Regions from separate parts of the Homo sapiens genome. Here region 2 is linked to region 1. A link is an interaction called in ENCODE POLR2A ChIA-PET data of the cell type or tissue named here. Cell type or tissue: A673. All regions are shown on one strand. Links, peaks and the distances in the headings refer to the core of each region. The heading gives the core; the rest is flanking DNA.

What was found. Peaks named below come from ENCODE experiments on the same cell type or tissue, not always from the same donor. Only the 100,000 strongest peaks of a DNase experiment are listed, where the experiment ranks them.
Region 2: POLR2A ChIA-PET joins it to region 1 with 16 read pairs; 6 of 35 experiments call an interaction of 5 or more read pairs at or near these places.

Annotation. Positions count from the first base shown.
Region 1 is chr6:36,597,818-36,601,817 of GRCh38, reverse strand. SRSF3 (serine and arginine rich splicing factor 3) reads right to left here. Exons shown (of 6, transcript NM_003017.5): 3 at 2,835-2,969; 4 at 628-666; 5 at 24-110. Among named protein-coding and RNA genes, the nearest start is that of SRSF3, 5.5 kb to the right of the region's middle. RefSeq lists enhancers at 1,369-1,868, 1,869-2,370. In A673, for the core only: no CTCF peak of the experiment used is centred there; a DNase peak (open chromatin) is centred at 1,887; H3K4me3 peaks cover 3,005 bases.
Region 2 is chr6:36,970,592-36,975,542 of GRCh38, reverse strand. MTCH1 (mitochondrial carrier 1) reads left to right here. Exons shown (of 12, transcript NM_001271641.2): 8 at 2,747-2,891; 9 at 4,849-4,896. Among named protein-coding and RNA genes, the nearest start is that of MTCH1, 13 kb to the left of the region's middle. In A673, for the core only: no CTCF peak of the experiment used is centred there; no DNase peak of the experiment used is centred there.

The DNA.
Region 1 (4,000 bases), core at 1-4,000:
ATACAAGTTATCAAAGATCTTACCTACGAGACCTAGAGAAGGATCGGGACGGCTTGTGATTTCTCTCCCGAGACAGCGATCTCTCTCTTCTCCTATCTCTAGAAAGGGACCTAAACAAGCAAAAAAACATTAGGACCAATGAGGTATGATAAAATTATACATAAATATTTTCTTGATCTGGCATGGTGACTCATGCCAATAATTCCAATATTTTGGGAGGCAGAGGCAGGAGGCTCACTTGAAGCCAAGAGTTTGAGAACAGATTGGACAACAAAGTGAGATCCCATCTCCACAAAAAATAAATTAGCCAGGTATGGCAGTACTTGCCTGTAGTCCAAGCTACTCAGGAGGCTGAAGAGGGAGGATCACTCCAAGGCCAGGAGTTAAAGGCTACAGTGAGCTATAATCACACCACTGCACTCCAGCCTGGGTGACAGATCCTTTTTTAAAAAATTAAATACTTTCTAAAAAGCCTTTGAAAACTCAAAGAAAGCTGACTCATCCTTACAACTTGATTCACTATTAAAGCCAAGGTTTATTCCCATTAACTAAGCCACCTGGAAAAGTTTAGGAATAGCAGAAACACTGCCATTTCTAAGAACGTAGCCAAAAAAGGTAGTCATTTACCTGCTCCGGCTGCGAGAGAAGCTTCTCCTTCTTGGAGATCTAAAAGCAGAAACAGGAAAATTAGGCTCATCATCAATTAGTATTTATGGCGTGAGGCATTTCCCAACTTTTCAATCTCACTGTTGGGCCCAGTGAATGTGCCGAAGAACTGGCACCCATCGTCCAAAAAAAAAAAAAAAAAAAAAAAAAGAAAAAAAAGAAAAGAAAAAAAAGGCACAGAAGGATTAAGAAACAAAAAGCTCAAGTGAAAAGCAGGTATTCCAACCATGGATTCACTTTAACAAAGAATGCTTCACAGCAGATCTGTCCAATGCAAAACTTCATGTCAAACTAACTTCACTACCCAAACACCACACCAAAATATAGTCCCACAAGTAGTTCCAAAAACAGTACCATAAACCAGTATTTGGAACCCATGCAAACCTGTAAGTCCATGACAAGACTTAGGTACCAGGTGGATAGTGTAATTTTGTGAAAACGCGGTAGGTGTAAATATTGATGCCATTAAGTGCTACATTAGAACTGCATTTGTGATCGTCACATTTAAGAGTGTGTTTAGGCTTACCAAAATTACCTTAGCTTGGCCCACACTTCAACCCCAAAATTTTAAATTTTGAAACTGTTAGTAAAACCATTTAAAGGTGATAGGATTCAACAAATTTTTGCCAGAAAAGCTAATCTGTTAGAGATATTAAAATTTTTAGTTTGGCATCTTGCACATGCAAATAAGTTTCACTTGAAGGCCTAGTTACATTACGAGTTCCCTATCACCCTTAAAAGTTTTTCAAGCAATATATATGTACGTTACCATTCAATTATGCACAGCCAGCCTTTGATCCAGAAAAAAGAATTACTTTAAGCCGCTTACTCCTTATTTTAACCAGCAGTAAACTGTATAAGCAGGAAAAACTTACTAGTTTTGGGTTTCAACAAGCTAGAAATGGTGAGGTGAGGCTGCCGGACTGACGGCCAGGAAGAATTTGCTGAAAAGGTTTTGCCAGATGTTGCGTTGGATTTAGTTGGTTGGCGAAGGGGGTGTTGTGGATTTTTCCTGCTTTTTTGTTAGCCGAAGGCTGCTGCTGTAGTTGTTGTGAAGACATTTGGTAAATAAACAGCTGAGCTGATTGGCCAGGAATGTGTGGGCGGTCGAGGTGGCTGCTGCCGATTTGGTTAAGGTTGGAGAGAAGGCTGAGAGAAAACAGCATGCTCGGGAACCAAAGGGCGGTGCAACCTGACGACTGGCCAGCCTGGGTCATGTGAAACGACACCAGCCAAGCTGAATGGGGCGCGCTGGTCACATGACGCTGAAAGGGCTAGTTGACTGGCTAATGCAGATTCAGAGGGTGGTGAGAAGAGACATGATGGTGACTCTGTAACGGGGTTCATTTTTATTAATAGATGGACCAAAAAGCACAAAAAAAATGAAAAACAAGCCATCAGTACAACCATCTATTAGCTAACAAATACTCTTTATTATGATGGGCAACAGTGTGCTGTTGTTTTTCAAAATAGCAAAAGGGGCAAGATTTTGAACTCCTGTCTCCTAGAAGGACTCCACTCACCTGTAAGAGGTAAATTTAGTCCTATAGAAACTATTTTGGAGGTCTGAGGAGATGTGGAGTTAGCACCCAGACAATACTGCCTGGTCCAAGAATGATGCCATTTTCAATTATAAAAAAACTGAATTTTCTCCTATTTGGGATTGAAGAACAGATGACTGGGATTACTTCTTTTTTAGCCCCCTTTATTGGTCAGTGACTTAAGTTAGTCTCAGAATGATTTCTACTTTACCAGTTGTAACATTAAAACAGCTGCCTGTTTGATAAATATTACAATTGTGCTAATAGTAGAAAACACAAATTTGTGAAGAGCTAGAGTTGAATGTAATGTTTGTCATTATGGAGCCAAGAAATGGAAAAAGGCCTAAACTGAAGTATAAGGGAAGATTTGGAAAGATGCAACTAGAAAGATGAACTAGAAGACAGATCCAAGATAGAAGTTACTGACTACCAACATGAACAGTGACCTAAAGACAAAAGCCAACACTCAGCACAACTCACATACCCCAAATTACACCCAACAAATGTTTCACAGAAACCTCCGATTCTTCCAAAGTTTAAAACCCACCAACAAACTTAAGAGAAATACCTGCTCCTACTAGCTACTCCATTACACCAATACCTCTTAACAAGCTTTCTCTCAAGTACCTGCGACGAGGTGGAGGACTCCTCCTACGATAATCATCTCGAGGGCGACGACCCCAAGAGGGAGGTGGGCCACGATTTCTACTTCTTTTTTCACCATTCGACAGTTCCACTCTTACACGGCAGCCACATAGTGTTCTGAGGGGGCAAAGATATTAAACTTAAAACAGCCTGACTTTCTGACATGCGTATTAAAGCCAAAAGTACTCTCAGTTGGCTATTCTGCAAAGAACACACCTAAGTGTCTGTGCAATTTAACATCAAATTTCTAGCTCCCTTATTTTTACTAATATAAAATGAGCTTTGGCCAGGCACGGTGGTACACGCCTGTAATCCCAACACTTTATGAGGCCGAGGCAGGCGGATCACAAGGTCAAGAGTTCGACACTATCTTGGCCAACGTGGTGAAACCCTCGCTCTACTAAAAATACAAAAAATAGCCAGGTGTGGTGGTACATGCCTGTAATCCCAGCTACTCAGGCGGCTGAGGCAGGAGAATCACTTGAACCCAGTAGGCAGAGGTTACAACGAGCCAAGATCACACCATTGCACTCCAGCCTGGGGGACAGAGCAAGACTCTGTCTTGAAAAATAAAATAAGCTTGTTTCCCAGTTTCAAATTAAAATTTCAATTAATTTCAAATTAAACAAATAGGATTTTCTAAAGTACCAATTCACAAGGAAGTCAAATTCTATTTTATCACCTAATTGTTAGAGCCAGTCTGATTACTGAGCTCAATGTTAATTTGTTAACAGTTGCAATTTAAGTGTGAAGATCCATTTATCCTTGAAAAACAAGTTCTCCTGTATCTTCATTATGATTTCTTCCCTTGAAGTCCCTGCACTTATTTCAGTTATTTACCAGGCTGTATTTATTGGTCTCCCCCTGCCCCACTCCAAGTAAAAAATCAGTTCAAGACAAGACAGAACCATTTTGGCCATTTTACAGCACCCTCTCCCCTCAACAGTCAGCACAGAAGAAATTATAGCTGTGGCCAGGTGAGGTGGCTCATGCCTGTAATCCCAGCACTCAGAGAGGCTGAGGCAGGAGGATGGCTTGAGCCCAGGAGCTTGAGGCCAGCCTGGGCAACACAGACTGTCGTCTGTATTATTTTTTAAATAATAAATATACATTTTTTTAAAAAAAGAAATTATAGCTCACAGTAGTAA
Region 2 (4,951 bases), core at 952-4,951, 370 kb before region 1:
TAGCCTGAGTGCTGCAGCCAGCTCTCCAGAGCTCCATAGCGTGTCCAAGCTGCTTAGCCCTTTTCAGGCCATGGCTCATGTAAAAGTGGAACTGTGTGTCTAGTACATGGGGGAGATGAACTGACCAGCCCCACTGGGCCTCATCCAGTTGTGGTGGGTGTGGGGCTGGTCTTCATGAGCTAAGTCACTGCATAGTCCTTGGCCTCACTGCTAAAACATGACTGAAAATCTGACTTGGACTGAGGGTGGAGCTCTGGAAGCTCACAGGCTGACCACAGCCAGTGGATTCTGTTTGACATTGCTTTTCTGACAAATTAGTTGTTGCCGTTAACATTTAAGATATGTTGCACAAAAATCCACATGTCTGGCATCTCTTGAAAAGCCAGAAAATCTTGTCCTGCTGAGCGGTTCTTTCTGTAGAGCATCCATCGGCCAGGACCCAGGACCTGCTTCTTTGGCAGGGCACATGGTCTCCGAGGGCCGCAGACACCCTGTACTTCGTCACGTCACATCCAGTGTACTTCACCTCTAAAGAAAGCACATACTGAAAAGACTAAGTTCAGAAAGAATAAGGTGCAGACAGAAGCCAGGCTTGATGAGTTGTATTTTGATTTGCCGTTTTAAGGTCTAGGCAGTGACATACATGCTGATAAGTATGTCACAAACGTGGTAGACACATGGTATACAACAGTATCCGCTGTACTAGATACAGGGCTCCATATTATTCATAAGAAGTCTTTATATCATGGTTTTCCGGTTTGTGAGATGTTTTTTATTTATGGCCCCTTGTTTAACCAATTAGTGACTACTTGTAGGTGCATGTGTGTGTATATGATATAGAAATATATATACGGTTCTCAGCAGGAGGTGATTTTGCTCCCCGGGGAACATCGGCAGTGTCCGGAGACATCTTGTGGTTGTCACAACTGGCATCTAGTGGGTAGAGGCCAGAGACGCTGCTAAACATCCTACAGTACACAGGACAGCCCCGCAACAAAGACTTATTCAGTCAGGTGTCGTTGCTTGCATCTGTGATCCCAGTTAGTTGGGATTAGTCTCAGTGGTTTCTGCAGCTGTCAGGAGACCAAGGCGGGAGGATTACTTGAGGCCAGGAGTTCAAGACCAGCCTGAGCAACATAGTGAGACTTCTGTCTCTACAAAAATGTTTTTAAAAATTAGTTGGCCGTGGCGGCATGCACCTGTAGTCCTAGCTACCCGGGAGGCTGAGGTGGGAGGATGGCTTGAGCCCAGGAGTTGGAGACTGCAGTGAGCTATGATTGCACCACTGCACTCCAGCCTGGGTGATAGAGTGAGACCCTGTCTCTTGGGGAAAAAAAAAATTATTCAGCCCAAAATGTCAATAGTGCCAAGGTTGAGAAACTCTGATTTATATTCACACACACACATATATGTATGTGTAAGTATTTATACATACATATATTTGCACATGTACCTGGTAACAAACCAACATTTGTGACATACCTATCAGCATGTATGTCACCGCCTAGACCTTAAAACAGCAAGTCAAAAAACAACTCATCAAGCCTGGCTTCTGGGTTCTGTCTGTGCTTTATTCTTTCTGAACATAGTCTTTTCAGTATGTGCTTTCTTTAGAGGTGAAGTAAGTTGGATGTGAGGTGACAAAGTGCAGGGCATCTGTGGCCCTCAGGGACCATGTGCCCTGCCAAAGGGGCAGCCCCGGGACCCCAGCCAATGGCTGCTCTACAGAAACAGCCACCCATCTTGAAACACTGCACATGACCACCTCTGGCATTTTTCACACTGCGTAGTTCTCTTCTGGTGTTTGAATAGGATTCCCGCACAACAGATGCCTACTCTTTGGGTTCTTTCTCCCCATGTGATTTTGGAACAGGTGATACTCATACATGTTACAGTGCATAGAAAGCACCAAAGGGTATAGCACAAAGTCAATCTGAGCACAGGCAGGGACGACAAGATTAGAAATTGCATTCACAGAGGTTCCTTTTATTAATACTCTTCATAGATGTATTACATATATTCTTTTGAGTTTTTCAAATATAAGATTTTTTTTTTTAATTCAAAAACAAAAATTCTGCTTCTCCTCCCAGGAGACAGCCATCCTTCTCCTGGCGAGCCTCCCAGGGCACTCTGTACCTAAACAAGCAAACACATTGTAAAAAACACAAGAGGCACATGGGACTCACTGACCTCAAACTGGCCTTTTGCCCTCAGCACTGCATCTTGGGGAACCTTCCTTAGCAGTTTATAGAGCTGTTTATCCTAAAGGCCATCACTTAAAAAGTTAGCCCTCCTTGTAAATGCTTGCATAGAATCTTTTTGATAGAATATTTTCAGGGGCAAAGAGAACAGATGCATTGAGCAGTGTGTCTTCTGAGAGTTGGTTAGGTAAAGAGGCCAGGAGAAAATTACCAACACGTCGGCACTCTTATTATCTGCATTTGGAAATTCCAAATTTGGCAGTATTCACATCTTGATCCCTGGCTTCTGTGGTTTGAAAACTGCTTGAGACTATTAGCTAATTTATGGCATCCAAAGCGGCATAGAACACCTCCCCATGGGAAAAGGAGCACTATCTTCCCAGTGTGCATAGCTGCTGGACCCTGCAGGCCTCCTTTCTAAGGCTGTGCCATTGGATATGCTAAGATTTTGAGCTCGGAACATCCCTGCCTGCTTCCTGGGTGTGGAGCCCCCAGGAACTGCTCCTCTCCCTCTCCTGCTCATCTCTGCTTACCTTGTTTTTTAGTGGATTAATCCCTCACCTCCTGGGCGATGTGGTTTTCTTGTGGGGCTGTAACCTGCTGGCCCACTTCATCAATGCCTACCTGGTGGATGACAGCGTGAGTGACACCCCAGGGGGGCTGGGAAACGACCAGAATCCAGGTTCCCAGGTTGGTTGGAACAAGGACTTGTCCTTCTTTCCGTGTGCTGCTGATGCCCAGGGTCTGGGACAAACTCAAGGATTCTGGGATTCTCAGCATCAGGCCGGGAGGGTGAGAGAGGACCTCTCATTATCCCTGGAGTCATCTTTGTCTAAGGGGAGAACGGCCTCAAGAGGCGAGATTCCAGATTAGTACCCAGACCTGGGAGGAATTAATGGAATGCTTGTCCCTGGGCGCCTTAGAAACAGACCCCAGCTTATCTAAGGCTGCTCCGAGGCAGTGACCCAACTAGGGCTCAGGAAGTCAGAAGATAGACCAGCTAATAGTGATCACCTCTTGACCTTTGTGTCACGTCTTTTGCTTTTTAAAACCCTTTTGTGAACGTTATGGCCTTTGATCTGACGGCATCCTAGTTGTGAAGGGAACAGGGCAGGTATAATGTTCGTTTACCAATACAGAAATCGAGACCCAGAGATCACAAATTCTGGAGAGGCTCTGGGCTCTCCAGAGTCACTCAGCTGGAACTGACAGGGCTGGAATTAGATCCCTGGCCAGGCCAAGGGTGCATTCCTCTGAGTTTTTTCAGATCTGCTAGGAAGTGTACAGTCCGATACACCCTCCTATTTTGTTAGCTGTGGTCTACACAGCCTAGTATACATAGACCTTTCAGCAGGTCGGGTCAGGCATAGGAAGGCCTGGTCCTTCTACACAGCACTTGTTGAGGAAGGCCATCCAGGTACCTGAGGGGTTGACTGGTTCTGCCTGAACCAAGATAAGAGGTAGGGAGCAGCGATGGCTGGGAATTGCAGTGTCCAGACATTCTCACAGTGGGGATCACCTTCAAGAAGGATGGCATTCCTTCTTGAAGTGGCTTTCCCTCCCAGGAGGCTAGGAGGGCCTGGGGACGTGTCTGCCAGAATCACCTGGGTGGGAAGGGGGTCATGTTCAGCATGTGTGTGTGTGTGGTACATGTCTGTTCTGTGTGGTGAGGAGTGCCCCATCCCAGATGGGAGCCTCTGCTTGCAGGGAGACTGGCCACTTGACCTGGGCAGGTGAGTCTTCACTGGCCTTTCGATGTAAGCAAATTAAAGTGGCTCCATAGAGACCCACCCCATCTGCAATCACAGTGGTACATTCCTGCAGTTCTGCCCCTTCTCGGGGGGCCTTGTGGGTGGGTAAGCTGCTGCTGTCACATACAGAGCAAGGGTGGCCAGGAGTGCACCGCTAAGTGGTTTCTCATCTAGGTGGGCAGCTGTCTGACCAGAGGCTGCCGTGCTTACATCAGCAACAACAGCAGTCAACAGATTTGTCTAAAGTGTTTTTCGAGTGCTTTTCTGTATGTGGCTTAAAGGCCGAGGTGAGGCTGCCGGGCTGTCAAAGCCACTCAAGCAGACATCTGAGCAAATCTCTGACCAAGAACCCAGGCCATCGATCTGGTGGGATGGCCGCTCCACAGGAAGCTGAGGGTGGGGGAGTCACCTTTCCTCACTAGGAGCTGTTTGCTTCAGCAAAGCAGGATTTGAGGAGTTGGGGTCTGAAGGGGGAAAAGCTTGCTGAGGTGGAGGTGGCGATAAGCCTGGACTTGCCCTCACCTCACCCCACAGGCCAGGATTCGTCTTTGGGTTTCAGGGTGCATGTCTGTCTTAGCACTGACTGCGTGCCAAGCCCTGGATGTTGATCAGGCAGACACGGGCTCAGCCCTTGAGGCTCACAGTCCGGTGGGTTGCACAGGCAGCGGCAGCTGATCCCTCTTACCGGGTCTCCTTCTCGGGACTCCCTTCAGTCCACTTACCCCGTTTCTGCCCCCCAGGCCTTCTCTGGGCAGTGACTGTGAGGGCTGACAGGAAAGGCATGTGCAGCGTGCTTGTGAGGAGCTCAGCACAGAGGGTGGGGTGAGGGCATGTGTTGCTGAAGTCTGCATCCTGAGGTGCCTGTGGCAAACCACTCTTCCCTTCTGTCTCCTCAGTTCAGCCAGGCCCTGGCCATCCGGAGCTATACCAAGTTCGTGATGGGGGTAAGTTGTGCCAGCTGTCCTTCCTTCCCACTGCCTTGCGGACCCAAGCGGGGCC